Linked DNA regions of Homo sapiens: all the other regions are linked to region 3. The links are chromatin loops, found by intact Hi-C in ENCODE. Cell type or tissue: mammary epithelial cell. All regions are shown on one strand. Region 1 has its middle 23 kb from the start of LYSMD4. Region 2 overlaps LRRC28 (leucine rich repeat containing 28). Region 3 overlaps LRRC28 (leucine rich repeat containing 28).

Region 1 (8,000 bases), 470 kb before region 3:
GAGGAGCTCATGAGCAACCCAACCTTTGCCTCATCTTAGAAGTCTTGATGGTGAGAAATAAAATTGCAGCCACTAAATGTGGGTCTTGGGAACAGCAGAGGATGTCATCAAACACACCCGAACACCTGGCTAGAATGAACAGGGACCAGGACAGAGACAATATTACCCTCTCCCCTAACAAAGCAAAACTAAACTCTGTTTTGCAAGTCCAGTGCACCAGGATTATAAACGTCAGGAAATAGAATTTTAATGCCACTGTACACCTGCAAGAAATTGGCCTTTTCCTTAAAAAAAATCTAAGACACATTAGTGTTTTAAAAATGGATTTATATTGCTTACTTTGATTATGAACTGATATAGCACAGAACTATCAGGAGCCTGGCTCCTTTTAAAATATAGACAGTTACACTGTGTTCTTTCCTTCCTATAATCACTTTATGATCAAATGCAGAATATTTCAGTCTGCAATTTCCAATTTAATTCTTGTCCTCATTTGAGCTATTAAACTGGACTCCATTTCAGCAGTAACTGAGCTGACACTCAATCCTCTATTACTAATGACTGTATACAGCCATCTGCTTGAATGATTTTCACCATATGTGCTTAAAGAAAGACAATGTTTTTACATGCTTGCTGTAGGTAATACTTGAAAATCATAAAAGAAGAGCAAAATCAGAGTCAGCTGTAAAATTGCAAGGAAAAATGAAAATCCTAAAAATATGTTTGAAATCCCAAGAGTTAATATCAGTGCATTTTCTATAATTTCTAAGTCAATTCAAGTACAATTTGAAGATATTAGTTCCCAAACTGAAAAGAAAAAATTCATCACAGGTCATGATCTGTGATTAACATTTTAAAAAATTTAGATTAACATTTAAAAAATTATTCTGATCAAGTCAATTATGATTTGAGATAATTTTTTATTTTCAGTTTACTAAAAGGGTTTTTAAATAATTTCCCTGGCCATGCAGAATTTAGTTTGCTTCCTCCAAAACATTTTAGTAACATATAAGTAAAGATTATTTAATTTAAACCTTTTAGCAGATATTGTTCTGTAACTCAAATACAAATAAATTTTCTTATTTCTGGTTAAAGATTTATTTCACTTAGTTTATATAATTAACCTTCAATTAATTAATGTTATTAATATTGTGATATGTTTACATGTAAAAAATGGTGAGATTAAGTCCAAAAAAGTGGATATGGAGGAAAACCCACATACAACCAACACAGCAGACCTACCAGACATTCAAAAGAAAGTATGTCTGAATTGAAATTTAACTACAATTATGCCTGTTAATATTATTTTTATAATTGATATCTATGTGATGGCACCTTTACCTGCATTGCTAGAGTGGATCCTCACGACAGCCACATGAAGTGCTGAGTTCAAATATCATCTTAATTTTACCAATATGGAAACCGACGCTCTGCGCAATAAGCAAATTGCCCAAAGCCACGTAGCTGGTGAGTGACTGCTCCATGTTTCTCTCCTCCTTCTTTTGATTCTAAGTTCCAGGCCCTTCTCACCAAGACTTACTGCCATCTCTGTTGACTCTCATGTCTAACATAGTTTCGGAGACATCCCCAGCGCTAAATGTTCCCTTGGGGAAATATGCAATCGGTTGTTGCACACATGATTTGAGAGGGGGCTAGTTTTGTCCATTCCTGAAAACTTGGGAGGGGCATACAAACAGCCGAGGCGAGGACTCTGAGAATGATTAGACTAATATCTCACAGTTCATAAACTGCTGCCACATACATGGTTCCGGTTCTATTCTCACGGTAATCCTGAAGTATAGAGAGACAGCGACTTCGTGCATTTCATAAGAGAGCAAATTGAGGCTTACCACTTGGGGTTAAATGACTTGAACAGGATGACACAAGCAGTAAGTGAAAGGAGGAGGCAGGCCATGCACCCTGGTGTTATTAAAGTGCCTTTCTGGTATCAGTGCGCTTTGTGATCCTTTTAATTGTATATTTAATTCCAGTAACCAGATGAATCCAAATTTAAAATATAAATATGAAACTGCATTCCAAATCCAAATAAGGCAAATTCATTTTGGAACATCCATTATTTCAAGGCATCTTTATCAGAATTACTTTTATTATTACAAAAATGTGAGCTTGCCAGCACTTTGGGAGGCCAAGGTGAGTGGATTGCTTGAGACCAGGAGTTCAAGACCAGCCTGGGCAACATGACGAGGTCCCATCTCTACAAAAACTAGAAAAATTAAATGAGTTTGGTGGTGCCTGTGGTCCCAGCTACTCAGGAGGCTGAGGTGGAAGGATCACCTGAGCCCAGGAGGTCAAGGCTGCAGTGAGCCATGATCCCAACTCTGCGCTCCAGCCTGGACAACAGAGTGAACCCCTGTCTGGAAAAGAAAAAAAAAGAAAAAAGAAAAAAAAGTAAGCTCTTAATAAGCCATGTGAAATCTTCTCAGGCTATAAATCTACTTCATCTAGGTTAAATAAGATTATTGATAAACTTTTATTTTTTTGATTGAGATATTTGAAAATAAGCATGTGCATATTTGAAAATACATTTGTTTTTGTATAATATTGATTTTTCTTCAGAATTAAATATCTGGGCCAAGTTGATTAAATAATAGAGCTGTCATCTCTTCATTTTCATAGCAAAAATACTATGCTAAAAAGAGACAATTTTCCCAAAGGACCTTCTTTGTCAGGAAGTTTTCTGAGTGTTCAAGCATTGTTGTCCGTTTTTTAATGGTATCACCTTTGTTGGGACATTTTGGCCTTTCTCCATCAGCTGAATACCATCATTCTTTCTCGCGTTCTTTGTTCCATTTTCGGCAAGGAAGATGGACACTGCTGTGGTGACCCTGGCCTCTTGACAAGGAAGGCCCACTGATGTCACAGAAGCATTTCTGTTAGATATGGTTGGGCTCATTAGGCAAAAAGAGGGGTTTCTTTTTGAAAATAAAATGACATTAGGGTTTCTTTATACCCTGATCAATGCTAAGAATGAAGCTCTAATAATCCTTTAGGAATAAAAGACAATGAAAAAAGAATTCTTTTTTACATTAACCTTTTTTCCCAAGGTGTTCTTCCTCAATGTATTACCTCACCATATGACACAAAAAGTCTAGCTTCATGATTTATTATTCTGTATAGAACTGAAAGCAAGAAATATCTGTTAGCAAAATACCAACAAAAACTCAACCATTCTACTATGGGGATTGCAGTTCTCTGTTCCCGTAGCTCTTCCCAAAACGAACAAAAAACAAAATGGTACTTCCCTATTATAACTATCACAGAAAGATTAGATTTTTAGATATCGACTTCTTTGAGACGATAAAGTACAAATAATCTCTCAAGTTACTTTTCATTTTTCAAAATAAAAAATAAAAAATTAATTGGCTTTGATGTGATGAATTTAACTTTACCAATAACTGCTCCCTGGACCAATGCTTAAGTTTTGAGATTTTTTATAAGTGTACAGAGGTTGAATTTTATCAAAACTATCATGACATTAATCCAGGTAGACCACTATCTCTCCCTCAAACCTTCACTAGCAGGTGGTTTTAAAGATTGTTGCTATTGGTCTGATGGGAATTTATGGTAAATAAAATGTATGTGTCAGTTTCCTCAGGTGTGCATAATAACGGTATTTAACTCAAAAGCTTATAGTGAGCATTTGATAGGTTCATGCCTATAAACCATTTTTAAAGGTAACTGGCACTAAACTGTTAGCTATTAGCAGTCCAGTTATGACAGAATTAAAATTTAAACAGTAGTGCTGAACATTTACTGCCTCATTGTACTACTCCAGGGACAAGAAGGCAGATGACTTTCAATTATACAATCTTTTTCCAATATGATTTCCTAGATTCTGTTATATTTATCAATTTCTTGCCTCTCAGCTTTAAATTCATTCTTCAATATTTGCTCTGTGCTAATGAATGGGATTCCTTTAAGCATTTCTCCGGAACAGTGACTACATTGTTAAAATTTATCGGTAGAGGGCGATAGAGTGACATTGCAGGAGGAAGAGGGCTTCTGCTGGTTCCGGAGGCTGCACCCTTGGTCAGCAGAGCATGTGTGAAGACAACTGGTGATAGTTCCTACCATGTGGCTAAAATGTGTGCGCCCTCGGCAACCTTGCCATCCCAGTCCAGCCTAGCAACCCCCTTCCTAGAGCCCTCCCAATGTGGACATGCATATTCCAGTTGTCATCAGCAGCACACCAATGCCTTCTGTACACCTGCCCAGTTGCAGTCCAACTGCCCCCTGAAGAGGGACTTCTTGCTGGCCTAGTGAATGTGCATCACATCTGGTCTGGGCAAACCAACGACCTTCTGTGTCATCCAGTGAACAGCAATCGCACCTTCTCCAACCTCCAAGGCCTGAACCCAAGCCCTGGGGAGGTATCCAAGTTTGTCTTTCCTAAATCACTCTTCCTCAGGCCTAAGATACCTTTTAGCTTTCCATTGTACCTTGTAGTTATGTTCTTCTCATTGCTTAATAATTTTTTTTTTTCGAGACAGAGTTTTGCTTTTGTTGCCCAGGCTGGAGTGCAATGGCATGCTTTCGGCTCAGTGCAACCTCCACCTCCCAGGTTCAAGTGATTCTCCTGCCTCAGCCTCCCAAGCAGCTGGGATTACAGACATGTGCCACCATGCCCGGCTAATTTTGTATTTTTAGTAGAGATGGGGTTTCACCATGTTGGCCGGGATGATTTCGAACCCCTGACCTCAGGTGATCCACCTGCTTCCGACTCCCAAAGTGCTGGGACTACAGGCATGAGCCACTGCGCCCGGCCAATAATTCTTCATAATAAAGCTTCTCTTGTTTAAAATACTACATGTCTATAGCACCATCTCCTTGGTACTGGCCTCCTGATAGTGAATGAGTTCTCATGAGATGTGGTCAGTAAAAATTTGGCACCTCCCCCTACCCCGACTCTTGGTCCTGTCCCTGCCATGCAAGACGCCTGCTCCCTCTTTGCCTTCCGCCATGTTTGGAAGCTTCCCAAGCCTCCCCCAAAGCAGAAGCCACTACGCTTCCTGTACAGCCTGCAGGACCATGAGCCAATTAAACCTCTTTTTATAAATTACCCAGTCTCAGGTATTTCGTTACAGCAATGCGAGAATGGGCTAATACAGCAGGCTATATCTGCATGGATGCTAACTATAGCAATGTTTACATTGGAAAAAATAGGAAACAAAGTGAATGCTGCTGATGGGGAAATGGTTGGATGAATTATGTTTCATTCATACCCTGAATAATAGCATCTCTGGTTCAATTCCACTAGAAACAGACTCTAAGATTGAGACTAGTGAGGTTATTGGGAACTGCTTTGGGCATCACTCCTCTGAGACAGGCGTTACCAACCCATGGAGAACTGGAGCTGAGCAGGCTTTCAGAGTGGTCCTGAGTGGAGCTCAAGAGCCAGGCATTGGGATGTATACATTAGCCAGTCATTGGCTGTGGATGCCCCCAGGATGAGTCTTAACCTTGAGTGAAGTGGCCCCTGCAGCAGGCAGTGATTCCCAAAGAGAGACTCAGCTATGAGCCACAGTGACCAGCAATCCTAGAGCTGGGGGGATCTGTGTAGGGCACTGCAGCTTCCACTACTGTCCACCCATCACGTTAATAGGGTCCACGTGATTCCTGTGGCCAGTTTGCCTGATCTGAGAACAGCTCCTTTAAGATTCTGGTTGGTCTCCGGTCCTGGAGAAACTCACAGGGGAAGTCCAGTGGGACAAACTCCAATCCCCACAGCTGCCACTGGTCACGAGGCCCCAGTGGATGCATATGGTTTTCCTCCTCTATAGCCCATTCTGGTTTCCCCCTTGGCCTCAATAACTCCTCCACTAGGCAGATGGCAAAGGGGTCTGAGCCCCTGGTCATCATGCCCTGCCCAGGCCTGCCTCTGCTAGGGAAGTGGCAAATGACACCTCTGTGGATAACCTGGGGACCAAAGGCATTGTTCCCTGCCCCACGGTTTACCAGCAGCGTCCACCTCCTCTCTGTGAGGGTCAATTAATTGGCTTCACACTCCCCCAGCTGAGGTATGTTGAGTCTGGACCCTAGTTACTAGTCAGGTGGTCCAAGGAGAAGGAGGCAGATCCCCAGGAGTGAGGGAGGTGCATACAGAATCACAAGGCAGAAGCATCTGCAATTGTCTTCAAGCAAGGGGTCAGTGCTAGCCCACTGCAGGCCCAGAGGCTCAGGAGGTTCTGAGGTTTTAGGGTTTCCAGGTGTATCAACCCAGTTCTCCCCACCCCATGACTCAGGGTGGAAGCTTACTAAGGTTGACCAAGAGCATTCAACCTTCTCGGCAGCTCTGCTTCTCCTGTAACTAAGTCTAGGGCCTGATTCTCCATTTTTTCTTCCCATCAGCTGCGTGAAATGAGATTCTCTGCCTGCGCTGTCAAGGAGGCCCTCGGGCTTCCACACTGAGCCTTCTATAGCTGAGTAATCACCCTCACCTTTTGTCTTTTTTAATGCATCATTTGCCCTCTGAAATAGCCATTTGATTCTACGATCCTTATAATTACGAGTTTATCTGCAGCTCCCCAGATCCTGAAATACTGCACCAGCTGCTGAATTTCTTTCCACCAATACCCCACCTGCTATGGACAGAATGTCTGTGTCCTCTCTAAGTGCATATGTTGAAGCCTAACGCCCAGTGGGATGGTGTTAGGCGGTGGGGCCTTTGGGAGGTGATTAGGTCACGAGGGTGGAGCCTCATGCTGGGATTAGCGTCCTTATCAGAAAAGACACAAAAGAGATGGTTTCTCTCCATAAGGTGAGGACACAGCAGGAAGGCAGCCATCTGCAAGCCTTCACTAGGAAGCTTGCTTTCACTAGACACCAGATCATCCAGCACCTTGATCTTGGACTCTCAGGCTTTGGAACTGTCAGAAATAAAGATCTGTTGTTTAAGCCACAGGTCTCTAGTGTTTTGTTATGACAGCCAGAGCCAAGACCCATGAGAGTTGCCCATTGCATCCCAGGGGCACCACAGAGGTGACAGGTGTTCCACCTCCTGCCAGGAAGTGGCTTTGCATTGCTGGGCAGCAGCGCATCCAGCTCCAAACTCTTACTTTGGACTCAGCTTCCTGAGACACCCCCTGGCACCCACTGCCCTAGGGCAGGTTCCTGGTGACAGGCTTCAGATAGAGACTTCTGGCAAGACATTTACAGGGGAATGCTCTTGGGATAAGGGAGGCAGGTTTAGACATTTGCATCAAAGGCTCAGCCCCAGGCAGAGTTGGAGCTGGAATGGCCTTCAAGTGTCCCTAACTGAGGCAAAAGGAGCCCCTTTGTGTCTATGTAGCCCTGTACTGAGCAGGCATTGAATCCAGGCTGTCCTCAGGCGGGACAGTCACCACAGGCAAGGCAGCTTCCTGGGCCGAGGGAAATCCCAAGGGAAGGACTGGGGTGTGTCGAGCCCCTCTTGGCACTGGGGGAACAAGTTCCTTCTCTAAGGGGGTGATCTGTGTGGCACACCCCAGCATCCACTACAATTAGGTGGCTGTAACATGAATGAGACAGAGGAATTGACATGCAGAGCTGTTGGGTGAGAAAAGCAAGACAGAAAAACCCAAAAGGTCCTGGTGTGCCTGTGTCTGTCACATACATATGTACACACGCAACCTCCCACTGCTGGCCATCTGACCCCACGACAGCACCTCCCTGGCCCTGCCATTCTGCAGGCCAGGCACTTGCTCACAGCCTCAGCCCCTTCTTCCTCTGCCGGGACTTCCTTCCACAAGAAATCTATGTGCCTCACTCCACTAATTCCCACCATCTTTGTTCAAATGTCACTCATTGGTAACGCCTGTAATCCTAACACTTTATTCAAATGCCACTTATCACTCACGCCTGTAATCCTGACACTTTGGGAGGCCAAGGCAGGAGGATGGCTTGAGCCCAAGAGTTCAAGACCAGCCTGGGCAATATAGTAAGATGCCATCTCTCCCCAGACTTCTAGAATACAGCAGTCTTCCTCCCTCCACCAGCTTTAT
Region 2 (8,000 bases), 85 kb before region 3:
ACCACACTTCCATAGGTCAAAAAGGAAATCTCAAAGGAACTTAAAACATACACAAACTGAAAGAAGATGAAAATACGATTCAAAAATCAAAGATTTTGGTACATAGCTAGAGACAGTAGTGCTGAGGGAAATTTATAGTACTAAATGCTTACATTACAAAGAAGCCTAGATTATTGATTTGAGACTTTTCCTCTTTTCTAGTGTAAGTACTTAGTGCTATAAATGTCCTCTTTTAGCTTTTAAAAACCTAAAAAAAGGACAAAATAAGCCCAAAGCAAGCAGAAGAATAGTAAATAATAAAGAGGAGAAACCAATGAAATCAATCACTAGGATTATGAATAACAATAAAACTGATAAATCTTGACCAAGACTGACAAAAAGAGAGAACACACGAATTAATATTAAAAATGAAGGAGGTGATATCACCACAGATCCTACAGCCATTAAAAAGATGTATAGGAATACCAGGGACAACTTTATACTAATAAATCTGACAACTTCAAAGAAACAGACCAGTGTCTAGAAAACTACAAACTACCAAAACTCAACTGAGATGAAATAGACAACCTGAATAGTCCTACAACCATTAAATAAATTGAATTTATAATTTAAAAAAGAATACAAACTTCCCTGCCCAGATAGTTTCACTGGAGAATTCTAACAAAGAGTAAAAAGATAAATTTTTGAAAAGTTTTACACAATTTCTTCAGGAAAAAGCAGAAGAAGAAGAACACTTCCTAACTCATTTAATAAGGCCATTATTATCCTGAATCCAGAACCAGACAAGGATAATACAAAAACAGAAAATTACAGACCAGTATCTTTCATGAACAAAGATTTTAAAATCTTCAACAAAGTATTAACAAATTAAAGAAATGTACAAAAAGAATTACACATCATGATCAAGTGGGAGTTATTCCAGGAGTGTGAGGCTAGTTCAATATTTGATAATCAGTATCACCCACCATATCAACAGGCAAAAGAAAAACCATATGATCATATCAATGGACTCAGAAGCAGCATTTAACAAAATAGAACACTTTTCCTTGATTAAAACTCTCAGCAAACTACATAGAGAGGAAATCTTCCTTAATTTAATAAAGAGAACATACCAAAAACCCCTGCTTATCAGTAGGGTTAACACATTATACTTAACAGATTAAAATTATATTACACTTAACACATTATATGTATTATTATAGTTAACACATTATACTTAACAGTGAAACACTGAGTGTTTTCCCTTTAAGACTGGGAACAAGGCAGCTGGGTGCGGTGGCTCATGCCTGTAATCCCAGCACTTTGGGAGGCTGAGGTGAGCAGATCACGAGGTCAGGAGATCGAGATCATCTTGACTAATACAGTAAAACCCTGTCTCTACTAAAAAAAAAAAAATTTAGCCAGGCGTGGTGGTGGGCGCCTGTAGTCCCAGCTACTTGGGAGGCTGAGGCAGGAGAATGGTGTGAACCCAGGAGGCAGAGTGAGCCGAGATCATGCCACTGCACTCCAGCCTGGGCGACAGAGTAAGACTCCATCTCAAAAAAAAAAAAGAGATTGGAACAAGGCAAGGATGTCTATTTTCACAACCTTAGTCAGCATAGTACTCAAAGTCCTAACCACTGCTATAAGGCAAGAAAAAGAAATAAAGGCATACAGATTGGAAGGGAAGAAATAAAACTATTCCTTAGCAGACAGCATGACATGATTTTCTATGCAGAAAATCCCAAGGCATCTACAAAAAATACTCCTAGAACTAATATGCCAGTTCAGCAAGGCTGTAAGATATACAGTCGAAATATGAAAATCAGTAACATTCCCAGATGCTAACAATGAACACATGGAAATTGAAATTTTAAAACACAGTATCATTTACAAGCACACAAAAAAGTGAAATATTTTGATATAAACTTAGGAAAACGTTTAATGATTTATATGCTGAAAATTATTTAAGATGCTGACGAAAGAAGTAAAAGACCTAAATAAATGGAGAGACGCATCATGTTCATACATTAGAAAACTCAACATAGCATATATGTCAACCGTTTCCAAATTAATCTATAAAGTTAAAGCAATTCTTATGAAAATCTCAACAAGGCTTTTTGGAGACAAAGATAAATTTATTCTAAAAATCAGTGGAAAAGTGTAGGGCCTAGAATAGCTAAAAAAATCCTGAAAGGGAAAAGCAAAGTAGAAGTATCACTCAACCTGATATTAAGGCCTACCATAATCTAAACTATAGTAATTAAGACAGTTTGCTATTGACTAAGAGATAGACACAGATCAAGTGAATGGAACAGAGAATTATAATACAATTATATTAACAGAGATTTATATAGGCTTCATGACCTTGGGGGTAGGTAAAGATTTCTTAGAACACAAAAAGCATTACTATAAAATTGAAATGGATTAATTTAACTTTATCAAAACAGAAGACTTGTTTTCAAATGACATCTTTAGGAAAGCGAAAAGGCAAGCATCACTTTTGAATTTTTTTCTTAACTCAGGAAATTCTGTAAATTTTGAGTTATTAGATACTTTTGCATTACCTCTAATTTTAAAAAATTAAAGTTGGCTGGGTAACGGTTAATGGGTACAAAAAGTAATCAGAAAGAATGAATAAGACCTAGTATTTGATAGCACAACAGGGTGACTACAGTCAGTAATTGTGCATTTTAAAGTAACTAAAATTGTATAATTGCATTGTTAGTAATACAAAGAATAAATGCTTGAGGGAATGTGATTTTCATGATGTGATTATTATGCATTGCATGCCTGTATCAAACATCTCAAGTACCCCATAAATATATATATCTACTATGTACCCACAAAAATTAGAAATGAAAAAAATTTTAAAAATAATTTTTTTTAAAAAATGAAGTTGGTTAGAACCCTAGTTCCAATAATTTTTATGCTACACCAGGATGTATACATTTGAATAAATCACAATTGAAAAGAACCACAGACATAAAAAGTGCATTTTGGGGGATTCGCTGATGAAACTTAACACAAGGAGCAAAAGATAATTATGTTAAATGCAAATCATTCATACAAGGGATACATTTCATACCACAGCCATTTAGTTTTTAAAAATAAAGCTCCTCATATGGTTTAGCTGCGTCCCCACCCAAATATCATCTTGAATTGTAATTCCCATAATCCCCATGTGTCGTGGGAAGGACCCGGTGGGAGGTGATTAAATCATGGGGGGGTGGTTACCCCCATGCTCCTGTTTGCGTGATAGTGAGTGAGTTCTCATGAGATCTGATGGTTTTATAAGGGTCGTTTCCCTCTTTGCTCAGCAGTTCTCTCTCCTGCTGCCATGTGAAGGACATGTTTGCTTCCCCTCGAGCCATGATTGTTAAGTTTCCTGAGGCCTCCTCAGCCATGTGGAACTGTGAGTCAATTAAACCTCTTTCCTTTATGAATTACCCAGTCTTGGGTATTTCTGCACAGCAGCATAAGAACGGACTAAAACAGCTCCCAAGCAAAAGCATTCAATTCCATGAAGATACGGGATTTACACTCATTAAAGGATAATGTCCTTTGGATCATCATTAACTACTTATGAAGCTCACGGGGGTGGAGTAACCTGGAGGTTTCATATTTGTGCAACAAATAAATCCCAAGGCTGTGTACTTATTTGCTTTTGGGAGACTCATCTAATAACATATTGTATCTGCTTGTTGTATTAATAATCTGAGTTATTACAAGTACACCAACCAATCTGCTGCCTTAAGAATGGATTCATGTTGGTTAAGTCCTTTAAAATCCAGAACTGTGGCACCAGAGACATCAGAGGTCTGGGGAAACACTTTGAGCTAAGCAATAAGCTCTACAGTTAAGAAAAAGATGCTGATAAATTCTACAAAGAACATCAGACATGACATTTGTTGCTTTAGAATCTTTGAGCATATTTACAGGCAAGGCAGAAGAAAGAGCATTTCAGCTTGGTTTTAAAATACAGAAATACCACTATTCCTTAAAAGAACGAATCACAATGCTGTTGGCACATATTGGAGCCCACAAAAATCATAAGAAATGTGCGATTTTTTCTGCAAATATGTTTCCTGATTAAAAACACAAAGCATATATTTGACTCGTACAGGAAGTCAAGCCAAAAGAAAAAATAGTATTTATAAGACAAAGTTAAAATCCTGAGCTTGTGTACATATTAACTTACTCAAGAATCATCTAATAACATATTGTATCTGCTTGTTGCATTTATGTTAGTAGTGACTGTCTCTCATGGGAAGATTCTGTGTGCAGAAACAGAAACAGAAATGTCAAGCAGACTTCTTTCTTGATTGTGTCATTGCCCTAGACATTAGGAATGAGATATGTATGAGAAAAGAATTAGGTGGTGGGGTCAAAGCAGAATTTTCAGTACCTACTGCAGAGCACAGCCCATGACAGATGGTCAACAAATAATTTTTGAATGTTGTAAGGAGGAAGAAACAGCTAAGAACAATTTACTTAAATTTTTGAAGACTATTTCACTTGTGGGAAATTTCATAAGTCACCTTAAGAGGGTGCCAACGAATAGGCTTCTGCCAAAAGGAAAAACAAAATCCCCAAAATGAGTATGCAAATAATGTTGGTGTGACTGATATTACTTGGCTTCAAAGAAGCAATAGCCACAAAAAGCAAGGGTAAGGAAATATGAAACATTTCATAAGTGAGGAAACCAGATAAGAATTATATAAAAGAGCTTATTTTAAAAATAAACTACTAGTGAGTGGGAGAAGGGAGTATTAGTTGTTTTGAAAGACAAAAGGAAACTGTAAGACCAAGTCAGTTTTGCAGGCCCTCTAACAAACAGGTCTTTACCTCAAGGCACAACAATCACTCAGACATGTGGCACTCTCATAGAATCACTCCGGCCCAGAAGACCAAGAATTCCTGAAAGAACCAAGCTATGTAAATCTGAGCTTGAAAGTGGCCTGATTGAAGCCCATGGAGCCCTCACCTACCACAGCACCCGGCTGGCAGTAGATGTTCGAAGTGTGTTTGCTAACCAACTGGATAAATTAATAAACAAGAGGATGAGTCTTTTGAGTTACTTGGAAGTAACCTGAAAATTTTTTTTACAAGAAGCCATTGGCATACTAATGTTTTGTTTTTGTTTTTGAGAGAGTCTTGCTCTGTCACCCACCCTGGAGTGCAGTGGCGCGATCTCAGCTCACTGCAACCTCTGTCTCCCAGGTTCAAGCAATTCTGCCTCAGCCTCCCAGTAGCTGGGATTACAGGCACTTGGCATACTAATGTTTTAATAATTAAAAATATTTTTAATTTCTAAAGCAAATACCAGTTTGTTACAAAAATTTAACACTACTCAAAGGAAACCACTGTTACTTTGGTGTATGAGTCCTTCCCAAGACTTTTTCTATATATACACAATTGTTTCAATATGTGTGTATGTGCATGTATTTACTATATATGTGCACATAGATATACACATATATTCACACCTATAATTGCTTGACAAAGACTGGATCACACTATGCAATCTTTTATGTAACTTGCTTAATAACATTTGTAATTGAACAAAAAAATTTGCCATAACAATCTTTCCTTTTCTTTTTTAATATGTATACAGTTTTAGGCAAAGGGCTTTTTCAATGCCTCTAGAAATAATTTTTTTTCAAATATTGTTTTGTAGATTTGTAAAATTATATCCCAAGTATATGGAGTTGAAAATGAAAGTTCTCCTTCCACCTGACTACCTCATAACTCCACATTCCCCCCTTCCCAAGATACTCATAGTAAAGAGTTGGAGCTCCATCCTTCTGGACTTTTTAGTGCAAACACCCAAACCATACACACACACACGTGTGCATGTGTGTATATGTACATACGTACACATACACATATATTTCGAAAGTACCTTGTTCATAATGTTAGAGAATATTTAATTTTGTATTTATGAGTTTATGAGTTGAAAGTATATTTAAACTCATTATTTACAAGTTTATTTATTTCGAGATTTCTCTATGCTAATATGCTGGTCCACTTAGTAGCTAATTGAACAGCACAGTGGCTAAAACACAGATTTGGAGCCAGACTATTGGGGTTCAAATCCCAGCTCTGCTATGACACCTTGGCCCAGTTTGCAATCTTCCTGTACCTGTTTGCCCTGTAAAAGGGATATCACAGGTTGGACCATACGCATATGACTTGTATGATTCAACTTAATGATAGTACCTATCTTACAGTACTAAGAAAAGTAAAATAGCTCAACTTCCAAACTAGATCTCTTTATCCCCAGGACTACTGGTTCTTCCATTGCACGCCATGGCTTATTACACAAAAGCAGAGATAACACAGCAATAAAGCCTGAATGCACTCTGTACTACCCGTTATGGCTAAAGCTTAACCCAGCAATATGGGAAGAACCATTGGGTTACCGGCCTACCTACAGTTCCTGTCTCAAAATACCCTGGTGATTAAAGTAAGACCTTTTAGTTAATTTTATGTGTCAACTTGGTTAGGTTATGGAGCCCATTTGTTTGGTCAAATACTAGCCTAGCTGTTGCTGTAAAGGCATTTTTTAAAGATATGATTAATATTTAAATCAGTACACTCTGAGTTGAGCAGATTACCCTCCATAGTGTGGGTGGGCCTCATCCAATTAGTTGAAGGCCTTAAGAGCAACAAAGTAGAAGGTATTCTCCCTAAGACTGCAATAAAGAATCCCTGCCTAAGTTTCCAGCCTGGTGCCCCGCAGAATTCAGACTCAACACTGCAACTTCAACTCTAACCTCAACGTCCAGGCCGCCAGTCTGCCCCAGTTCTGAACGCGCCAGCCTTTGCAATTGTGTGAGCCAATTTCTTAAAATCAGTCATTCTCTCTCTTTCAATGTGAGAAATTTTGCTATCAGGAAGTGGGATGCTGCTGTGACAAATACCTAAAAATGTGGAAGTGGCTTTGACATGAAGTAATGAATAGAGGCTGGAAGAATTTTGAGGTGAGTGATAGAAAAGAGATTATTGGGAGAAATAAAGAAGAATCTAGTGAGGGCTCACAAAAGAAAGGCAGGAGCTATAAAGTTTCTAATGTCTTAGAAAATACATTGTCAGGAACAGAATGTTGCTAGAAATAAAAATGTTAAAGATGCTTCTGGTGAGGTCTCAGACTGCAAATGAGGAATGTATTATTGGAAACTGGAAGAAAGGTGATCCTTGTTATAAAGTAGCAAAGGACTTGAGTGAATTGTGTTCTGTTGGATGGAAAGCAGAATTTGTAAGTGATAACTTGGATATTTGGCTGAGGAGATTTCTAAGCAAAGTGTTGAAGGCACAGCTTGGTTTCTTCTTGCTGCTTATAGATGTGAGTAAAATACAAGAGGAGAGAGATGAATTGAGCACATTATTATTAAGCATAAGGAACCAGAACTTGAAGATTTGGAGAATTCTCAGCCTATTCATATTGTAAAACATGAAAGAGAACACCAACAGTGTGGCTGGACAATGGTTTGCAAACAGATTAGGTATGTGACTTCTGGATCATCAACTATTTCAGCAAAAATACTGCTAGCTTGTACTGAACAGGACAGAAATGGGATGAGATGAAGAAATGCTGTCAGACTTCTGGGATTTTAGGCAGGATGGCCAAAAGAACTACCTAGATGCAAACATATGTTATACTTAAAGAGAAGAAAAAGCCCAAGGGTAGGGCAACCTTCTCAATTCCAGGGGCAGGGCAACCTCTTTGGTTCATCCAGGACTAAGGGGGTGTGATTGCCACCCCACTGGGCCCAGAGAACAGAGTGTGGAGCCAAAGAGGATTATTCTTAAGCCTTAAAATCTAATGGAATTTCACCTTCTAGATTTTAGACTTGAGACCTGTGACCCCTTTTTTTCCTTCTAGCATTCTCACTTGTGGAATAGGAATGTCTATCCTATTCCTGTCCCAACATTACATGCTAGAAGCAGATAAATTGTTATCTGGTTTCATAGGTTCATAGCTGGAGAGTTTTGCCCCAGGATGAATTATGTCCTGA
Region 3 (8,000 bases):
ATTCATAAGACCCAGTCAAGTGCTACTCATGGTGGCAAGAAATAATAAAGCCTATATACATGGCTCAATCAAAAGTTCCTATCCAAAATGTATAACTATTAAGGTATATAATTTTACTCAAAACAAGCAAAACCAAACACAAATAGAAACAAACCTAGGAAAATAAAATCACAAGTATATGCCTCGAATTTCTTGTGTAACAGGTGAGATATAAATAAATTATGTGAAAGTAGTCACAAAACATATACCCTTCACTGGTTATTAAGAAGCAGTCAATGACATTAGAAGTACATCCTTAACCTCTAAGAATATATAATGGAAGGCAATGACTATATTCTACCACATCATGTTTTTATATTACAGGAAAACACAGAATAATACAACACCCAGAACAATGGTTTATCACAGAATTGTTTTTTGTGGGGGTTTGGGGACAGAGTCTCACTCCGCTGTCCAGGCTGGAGTGCAATACTGCAATCAGAGTTCACTGCAGCCCTTGATATCCTGGGCTCAAGAGATTCTCCCGCCCCAGCCTCCCAAGCAGCTAGGACTAAGGTGTGTGTCACCATGCACGGCTAATTTTTTTTTTTTATTGTTGGATTTTAGTAGAGACAAAGCCTCACTATGTTGCCCTGGCTGGTCTCGAACTCCTGGCTTCAAGCGATCCTGATCCTCTCGCCTCAGCTTCCCAAAGTGGTGGGATTACAGATGTGAACCACCATGCCTGGCAGAATTGTATTTTTTGTATATTCTTTAAATGTATGTAAAAAAAAGTTCATAAATACAGCATTATATTCATGAATTTTGGTTGTATATCTTATGTAAGTTTCATATAGGAAAATGTTAGGAAAATGTAAAGTATTATCTTTACTGATACATTTTCTAGGCAATCTTCAAAAGAGTATCTCATTTTCTGTGTATCTGAATGTACAAACTTGATGAAAGCTAGAATGATGAAACACCATTGGCCTGATGATATACAATAAAGGAAAGACCATATTCCTGTATTGTGTCAAAAATTTTTATATTAACTATAGTTAGAAAAAATAAGACATTCATTATATGAGAATAAAAAAATATTTTTTAAAACACAGTCACTGCTGACTGGTGCCATTTTTTTCTTTTTTTCTTTTTTTTTTGAGGCAGGGTCTCACTCTGTCACCCAGGCTGGAGTGCAGTGGTGCAATCTCGGCTCACTGCAACCTCCGCCTCCCAGGTTCAAGCAGTTCTCCTGTTTCAGCCTCCCAAGTAGCTGAAACTATAGGCACAATGCCACCACACCCGGCTAATTTTTGTATTTTTAGCAGAGATGGGGTTTCACCATGTTAGCCAGGCTGGTCTCGAACTCCTGACCTCAGGTGATCCACCCACCTCGGCCTCCCAAAGTGCTGGGATTACAGGTGTGATCCACTGCGCCCAGCCTGACTGGTGCCATTTTTTTTTTTTTTTTTTTTTTTTGAGACGGAGTCTTGCTCTGTCGCCCAGGCCGGACTGCGGACTGCAGTGGCGCAATCTCGGCTCACTGCAAGCTCCGCTTCCCGGGTTCACGCCATTCTCCTGCCTCAGCCTCCCGAGTAGCTGGGACTACAGGCGCCCGCCACCGCGCCCGGCTAATTTTTTGTATTTTTAGTAGAGACGGGGTTTCACCTTGTTAGCCAGGATGGTCTCGATCTCCTGACCTCATGATCCACCCGCCTCGGCCTCCCAAAGTGCTGGGATTACAGGCGTGAGCCACCGCGCCCGGCCTGGTGCCATTTTTATACACAGTATTGAATCTATATATTAAGGCCAGAACATAAAGTCTAAAAATTAATCCATTAGTATGTTTTAATTTAGACATTTCTGTACTTGAAAAAACAAAGAAATACCATAGATTTTTTCATTCATGGGTTTAACATGCATAATTTTTAACATTCTCTTGCAACCCTGAAGTTCTATGACAGGTAGTAATTTGTAATTTTATTTGAGTCACATATTTCACTTAGATACACTAAAAGGCTGGTTGGTGTTCTCGAGTTGGTTTTACTCAAAAGAGTAAAAATAATCTCAGACAAATTAACATCTGTATCTTTCTCTGCTCATTCTTGAATACACAGTAACTTTCATATAATACCTGAAGCATAAGTTTTTTATTTTTTAATTATCTATCTTTTTTTAATATAGGAAACCATATATGACAGTGGAATTTGCTAATACGTGGATTCACAAAGCAAGGTCTCTGGATGCTCCTCCCAAGAAATCAAAGGGTTTAATGGTGGCTCTCAATAAAATGCAAGATTTTAGTACTGCCTATCTATAAGGCACATTCATAATTTATTTACATGTTCATCAGGCAGAACTGAAAATCCTAAGGCTCAAATTTAAATTGTTCTACTAAATTTTAGTATGATTCCTTTTAAAATCAAAGTTAACATACTAGGTCAGGCATGGTGGCTCACACCTATAATCCCAACACTTTGGGAGGCTGAGGCAGGTGGATCACTTGACGTCAGGAGTTTGAGACTAGCCTAGCCAACATGGCAAAACCCTGTCTCTACAAAAAATACAAAAATTAGCCAGGCATGGCTTCACGTGCCTGTAGTCCAAGCTACTTGGAAGGCTGAGGCATGGGAATCACTTGAACCCGGGAGGCGGAGGCTGCAGTGAGCCGAGATCACGCCACTGCACTAGAGCCTGGGCAACAGAGTGAGACTCTGTTAAAAACAGAAAAAAAAAGTCAACCAGGCACGGTGGCTCATGCCTGTAATCCCAGAACTTTGGGAGGCCAAGGCAGGTGGATCACAAGGTCAGGAGATTGAAACCACCCTGGGCAACATGGTGAAACCCTATCTCTACCAAAAATACAAAAATTAGCTGGGTGTGGTGGCACGCGCCTGTAATCTCAGCTACTCAGGAGGCTGAGGCAGGAGAATCGCTTGAACCTGGGAGGCAGAGATTACAGTGAGCTGAGATTGTGCCACTGCACTCCAGCCTGACGACAGGGCAAGACTCTATCTCAAAAAAAAAAAAAAAAAAAAAAAAAAAAAGTTAATGTACATTAGTTACCTCACTAGAGAGTAAGAGAGAAAACATTGTATGCATTTGACTTTTGGATAGTAAAATGATTATATCACGCAAAGTTCACCTAAATTCTCTTATGTGAAATTCAGAACTGAAGTAACTCTTTGTACAAATATTTTGCCAGAGCAGTGATTCAAAGGGATATTGGATGCAATGCACAATTGTAGTAATTGTAGCTATATCTAAAATATAAATTCTACCTTCTTACATTTGCATCACAAAAAAGACTCTTAGTAATATTTCACCCATTCTTTAGTTTCATCTTCAAACAAATGGACAAATACTTATAAATACATCTACAGCTCATTGCCTAGACATAGAGTGAGAAATATGAATACAGATTTATAATAGACAAGAAACTATAGTGTGCTAGAGACTATGATTACCTGGAGGTAGGAATTGCAGTTGGTTATTAGCTAATCGAAGATGACGTAAAGCTCTCAGACGACCAATTTCTGGGCAAACAATTTCTAAGGCATTGTCACTAAGATCCAGACATTGGAGTTTTACAAGAGACCCAATGGCTTCAAAGAGAAAAGGAGAAGGCAAAATGAATTTGACTCAAGTATTACATCAAATCTTTAAAGCAAGTATTCCAAGTTAAAATATTTTACTACTTAATTTCCTTGTCTCAGTTGCTCACAAAATAGTAAAAACACAGATCAAACTAAGTTCATGAAAGTGATAAATACTTCCAGCTCAAGATAAAATATAACTTAAAATACAGCACAAATAAAAACATTAAGACTAAAATAAATCAAGAAATGATACACAGGGCTTTTTTTATCTGACCAGAATTCTTAACTAGATTTATTAAATTTACAACTTATTATCTACCTAATAGCAATTTATCCAACAATAGTTTACCTAACCATTATAACCATTTTAGATTTATTTAATTATAGTTCTTAACTGGACTTATTAGAAGAAAAAAGTTTTGAAGCTAAAAAATTAAAGGTGTCTTAAAAATAAAATTTGATCTATTTATAAAGCAAAGCTTAAATTATATTATCTTCTAACTAAAATTTTTAAGTTAAACATACCTTCCGGAACCACAACTATGTTATTTGAGTGCAGGTATCTAGGAAGGAAAAAGAAAAAAAACAGCCATTATCATTAAGTACTTTTGCCAGATAATCAGTTTATAAAATGCTCACTTAGAAATTTATCAAATATAAATAGGCCACAACTTTTGCACCCTACTCTAATGCATCAACATACAATAATGGTTATCACAGCTAACTAATAATACTTTGAGAAAAATATTTTGTACCAGAATTGCAAATATTAAATCTATTTACTGATTTAGTTGTTATTTTAAAATAAAAGCATACATAATGGATAAACTATAAGGTCTTTTTAACTTCATAACACAAATTACTAGTTTTTCCAGTTCATTTTATTCAGGCTTTAAAAAATATACTTACTGTGTGAAGAAAAATCAACACCTATTGTGTAAAGGAAGATGAACTTTTCGTTTCTAAAAAATAACTTCACAAAATAAAGATATTTCTAGCTAGCATGCATACGGAGAACCAACAACAGATTAAATATCATTTACAGTGTCTGTAGAAATACTCAACTGTCGAGGTACAGAATTTATTTCATGGCAAAAGAAATTTTGTAACAAGAAATCAAATGCTTCTCTTAAAAAATCTTTTTCACAGAGGCTGAGAAGTCTAGACAAGCCTAAGTAACAATTTTCCCACTACAGTGTCTTTAGCACACTCTGGTGGAGACTTCCTGCAATCAGTAACCAACTATTCAGAGCAAAACAAGTGAATGCTGGAGATCACACAACAATAATTTAAGAAAATAAATTTATATCATTGATTTAGAGACAAGAGAACAAGATTTTAGTAAAAACCTATGGTTTTATTTATTGTACTTTAAAAATAAATCTTTATGGCCGGGCGCGGTGGCTCACGCCTGTAATCCCAGCACTTTGGGAGGCAAGGAGGGCGGATTGCCTGACCTCAGGAGTTCGCGACCAGCCTGAGCAACAAGGTGAAACCCCATCTCTACTAAAATACAAAAAAATTAGCCAGGCGTGGTGGCGTGCATCTGTAGTCCCAGCTACTTGGGAGACTGAGGCAGGAGAACTGCTTGAACCTGGGAGGCGGAGGTTGCAGTGAGCCGCGATTGTGCCACTGCACTCCAGCCTGGGCAACAGAGTGAGACTCCGTCTCAAAAACAAAAACAAACAAACAAACAAAAAATTTATAAAGTACTTTTAAATAGAATTCAGAAGTTTTCTTCTGCATTCTTAAAGTCTAATATTGAATATTAAAATGTCAATAAACACAAAATAAGACAGAAAATTGATAATTTTATGAAGATTATTTTATGTTGAATTAAATCAATTTTGTAGAAGGTTAACTAACCTGCTGGGTATAACACAATTTAAATAAGCCCACCATTTACTCTATGATACATTTCATTCCTTGCTTTCTGTATATGAAATCAATACTCTTTAAACATTAATTTTAGGAAGGAATACCTAAATCAAAATAGAGAACTGATTAAAAAAATTTTTTTCAACAAAATACTTGCCTCAATTCAAGTTCCACCTATAAAAAAGACGTTAAAATGTCCAAATCAAAATATGAACTAAAGTACCCACTATTATGATTAGAATTTTTCAAACAGACTTTAAAATATTATCTACATATAATCAAGATGCTGTATGAAATAGTACACAGTGGCTGCCCATGGATGCTGCTGAGGAAGCATCGTTAAAGTCTCTCCTCCCCCTGCCGTCAAGTCTAAGTCAGTCTCCTAAAGAGCCCGAACAGCTGAGGAAGCTCTTCATTGGAGGCCTGAGCTTTGAAACAACCGATGAGAGCCTGAGGAGTCACTCTGAGCAATGGGGAACGCTCACGGACTGTGTGGTCATGGGAGATCCCAACACCAAGCACGCCAGGGGCTTTGGGTTTGTCACTATACCACTGCGGAGGAGGTGGATGCAGCCATGAATGCAAAGCCACACAAGGTGGACAGAAGAGTTGTGGGACTAAAGACAGCTGTCTCAAGAGAAGATTCTCAAAGACCAGGTGCCTACTTAACTGTGAAAAAGATATTTGTTGATGACATTAAAGAAGACACTGAAGAACATTACCTAAGATTATTTTGAACAGTATGGAAAAATTGAAGTGATTGAAATCATGACTGACTGAGGCAGTGACAAGAAAAGGGGCTTTGATTTTGTAACCTTTGATGACCATGACTTCGTGGATAAGACTGTCACTCAGAAATACCATAATGTGAATGGCCACAACTGTGAAGTCAGGAAAGCCCCATCAAAGCCAAGAGATGGCTAGTGCTTCATCCAGCCAAAGAGGCTGAAGTGATTCTGGAAATTTTGATGGTGGTCGTGGAGGTGGTTTTGATGGGAATGACAACTTTGGTCGTGGAGGAAACTTCAGCAGTCATGATGGGTTTGGTGGCAGCCATGGTGATGGTAGATATGGTGGCAGTGGGGATGGCTACAATGGATTTGGTAATGATGGAAGCAATTCTGGAAGTGGTGGAAGCTACAATGATTTTGACAATTGCAATAGTCAGTCTTCAAATTTTGAACCCATGAAGGGAGGACAATGGTGGCAGAAGCTCTGGCTCCTATGGGGGTGGAGTCCAATACTTGGCCAAACCATGAAACCAAAGTGGCTATGCCAGTTCCAGTAGCAGCAGCAGCTATGGCAGTGTCAGAAGATTTTAATTACTGCCAGGAAACAAAGCTTAGCAGGAAAGGAGAGCAAGAGAAGTGACAGGGAAGCTACAGGTTACAACAGTTTTGTGAACTCAGCCAAGCACAGTGGTGGCAGGGCCTACCTGCTACAAAGAAGACATGGTTTAGACAAATACTCATGTATATGGGCAAAAAACTCGAGGACTGTATTTGTGAATAACTGTATTATTTTAGTTTCTGTTCTGTGGAAAGTGTAAAGCAGTCCAACAAAGGGTTTTAATGTAGATTTTTTTTTTTGCACTCATGCTGTTGATTGCTAAATATAGTAGTGTGATCATGACGCTGAATAAATGTATCTTTAAAAAAAGATAACAGAGTGTTGCCAATCCTGACTGCACATTAGAATCACCAGGGGTCTTATTGGTACCCAAAACCATCCTGCAGCAAGTGAAACACCATCTCAACTCAAATAATCCTGATGTACAACCGATTAAGAACCATTACTGGTAAAGTGGATCAGAGAGCGGGCTCTGAAGCCACACTACCTGCACCTTAATAGCCATGTGACTATGGAGAAATCACTGAACTGCTCTCTCTCCTAATCTGTGATGTTGCAGGGACTAAATGAATTAATAAATGTAAAGCTCTTAGAACAGTGCTTGGCTCCTGGTAAGAGTTAAATGAATGCTCTTATTATTGTTATTATAGTTATTATGAGTCATTTGTAATCACAGGCTTAGGACTTTCAAATTTAAGTCACTTCCTTTTACTTAATTTTGGTAATTTCAGAGTAGTTGAAATGTTGATGTTTCAATGTTCTTATTAAAATAAAATGTTCCTCTTCTCAAATAATGCAGGAACTCTCATTCATTGTTGGTGGGGAATGTCACTTTGGGGTATACTCATTTTGGAAAATGGCTTGGCAGTTTTTTTTAAATGTTAAATATGATGTTTACTTAATAGGAATATTCCAGAGTCAGTTTCTTAGTTTTGACAAATGTACCATGGAATTCCTTTTTTTTTTTTTTTTTTTTGAGAAGGAGTCTCCCTCTGTCGTCCAGGCTAGAGTGCCGTGGCTCGATCTCTGCTCACTGCAACCTCTGCCTCCTGGGTACAAGTGATTCTCCTGCCTCAGCCTCCTGAGTAGCTGGGATTACAGGTGCGCACCACCACACCCGGCTAATTTTTTTTTGTATTTTCAGTAGAGATGGGGTTTCAGCATGTTGGTCCAGCTGGTCTCAAACTCCTGACC

Evidence for each region. A loop is a pair of places that touch in the nucleus more often than their neighbours do. Peaks named below come from ENCODE experiments on the same cell type or tissue, not always from the same donor. Only the 100,000 strongest peaks of a DNase experiment are listed, where the experiment ranks them.
Region 1: a loop joins it to region 3, with 11 times the contacts of the local background. A loop is called at or near these places in 77 of 110 quality-filtered maps.
Region 2: it touches region 3 in a loop (7-fold over the local background); 25 of 110 quality-filtered maps call a loop at or near these places.

What each region holds. Positions count from the first base shown.
Region 1 is chr15:99,751,994-99,759,993 of GRCh38, reverse strand. No RefSeq gene overlaps it. Among named protein-coding and RNA genes, the nearest start is that of LYSMD4, 23 kb to the right of the region's middle. In mammary epithelial cell, a CTCF peak has its summit at 3,986 (motif pointing right); no DNase peak of the experiment used is centred here.
Region 2 is chr15:99,368,231-99,376,230 of GRCh38, reverse strand. The region is part of intron 9 of LRRC28 (leucine rich repeat containing 28); the gene reads right to left. Among named protein-coding and RNA genes, the nearest start is that of LINC02244, 30 kb to the left of the region's middle. RefSeq lists an enhancer at 4,426-4,485. In mammary epithelial cell, a CTCF peak has its summit at 4,539; no DNase peak of the experiment used is centred here.
Region 3 is chr15:99,283,398-99,291,397 of GRCh38, reverse strand. LRRC28 (leucine rich repeat containing 28) reads right to left here. Exons shown (of 10, transcript NM_144598.5): 4 at 4,104-4,141; 5 at 3,447-3,584. It also overlaps the pseudogene HNRNPA1P62. Among named protein-coding and RNA genes, the nearest start is that of LRRC28, 36 kb to the right of the region's middle. In mammary epithelial cell, a CTCF peak has its summit at 4,788; no DNase peak of the experiment used is centred here; H3K27ac peaks cover 286 bases.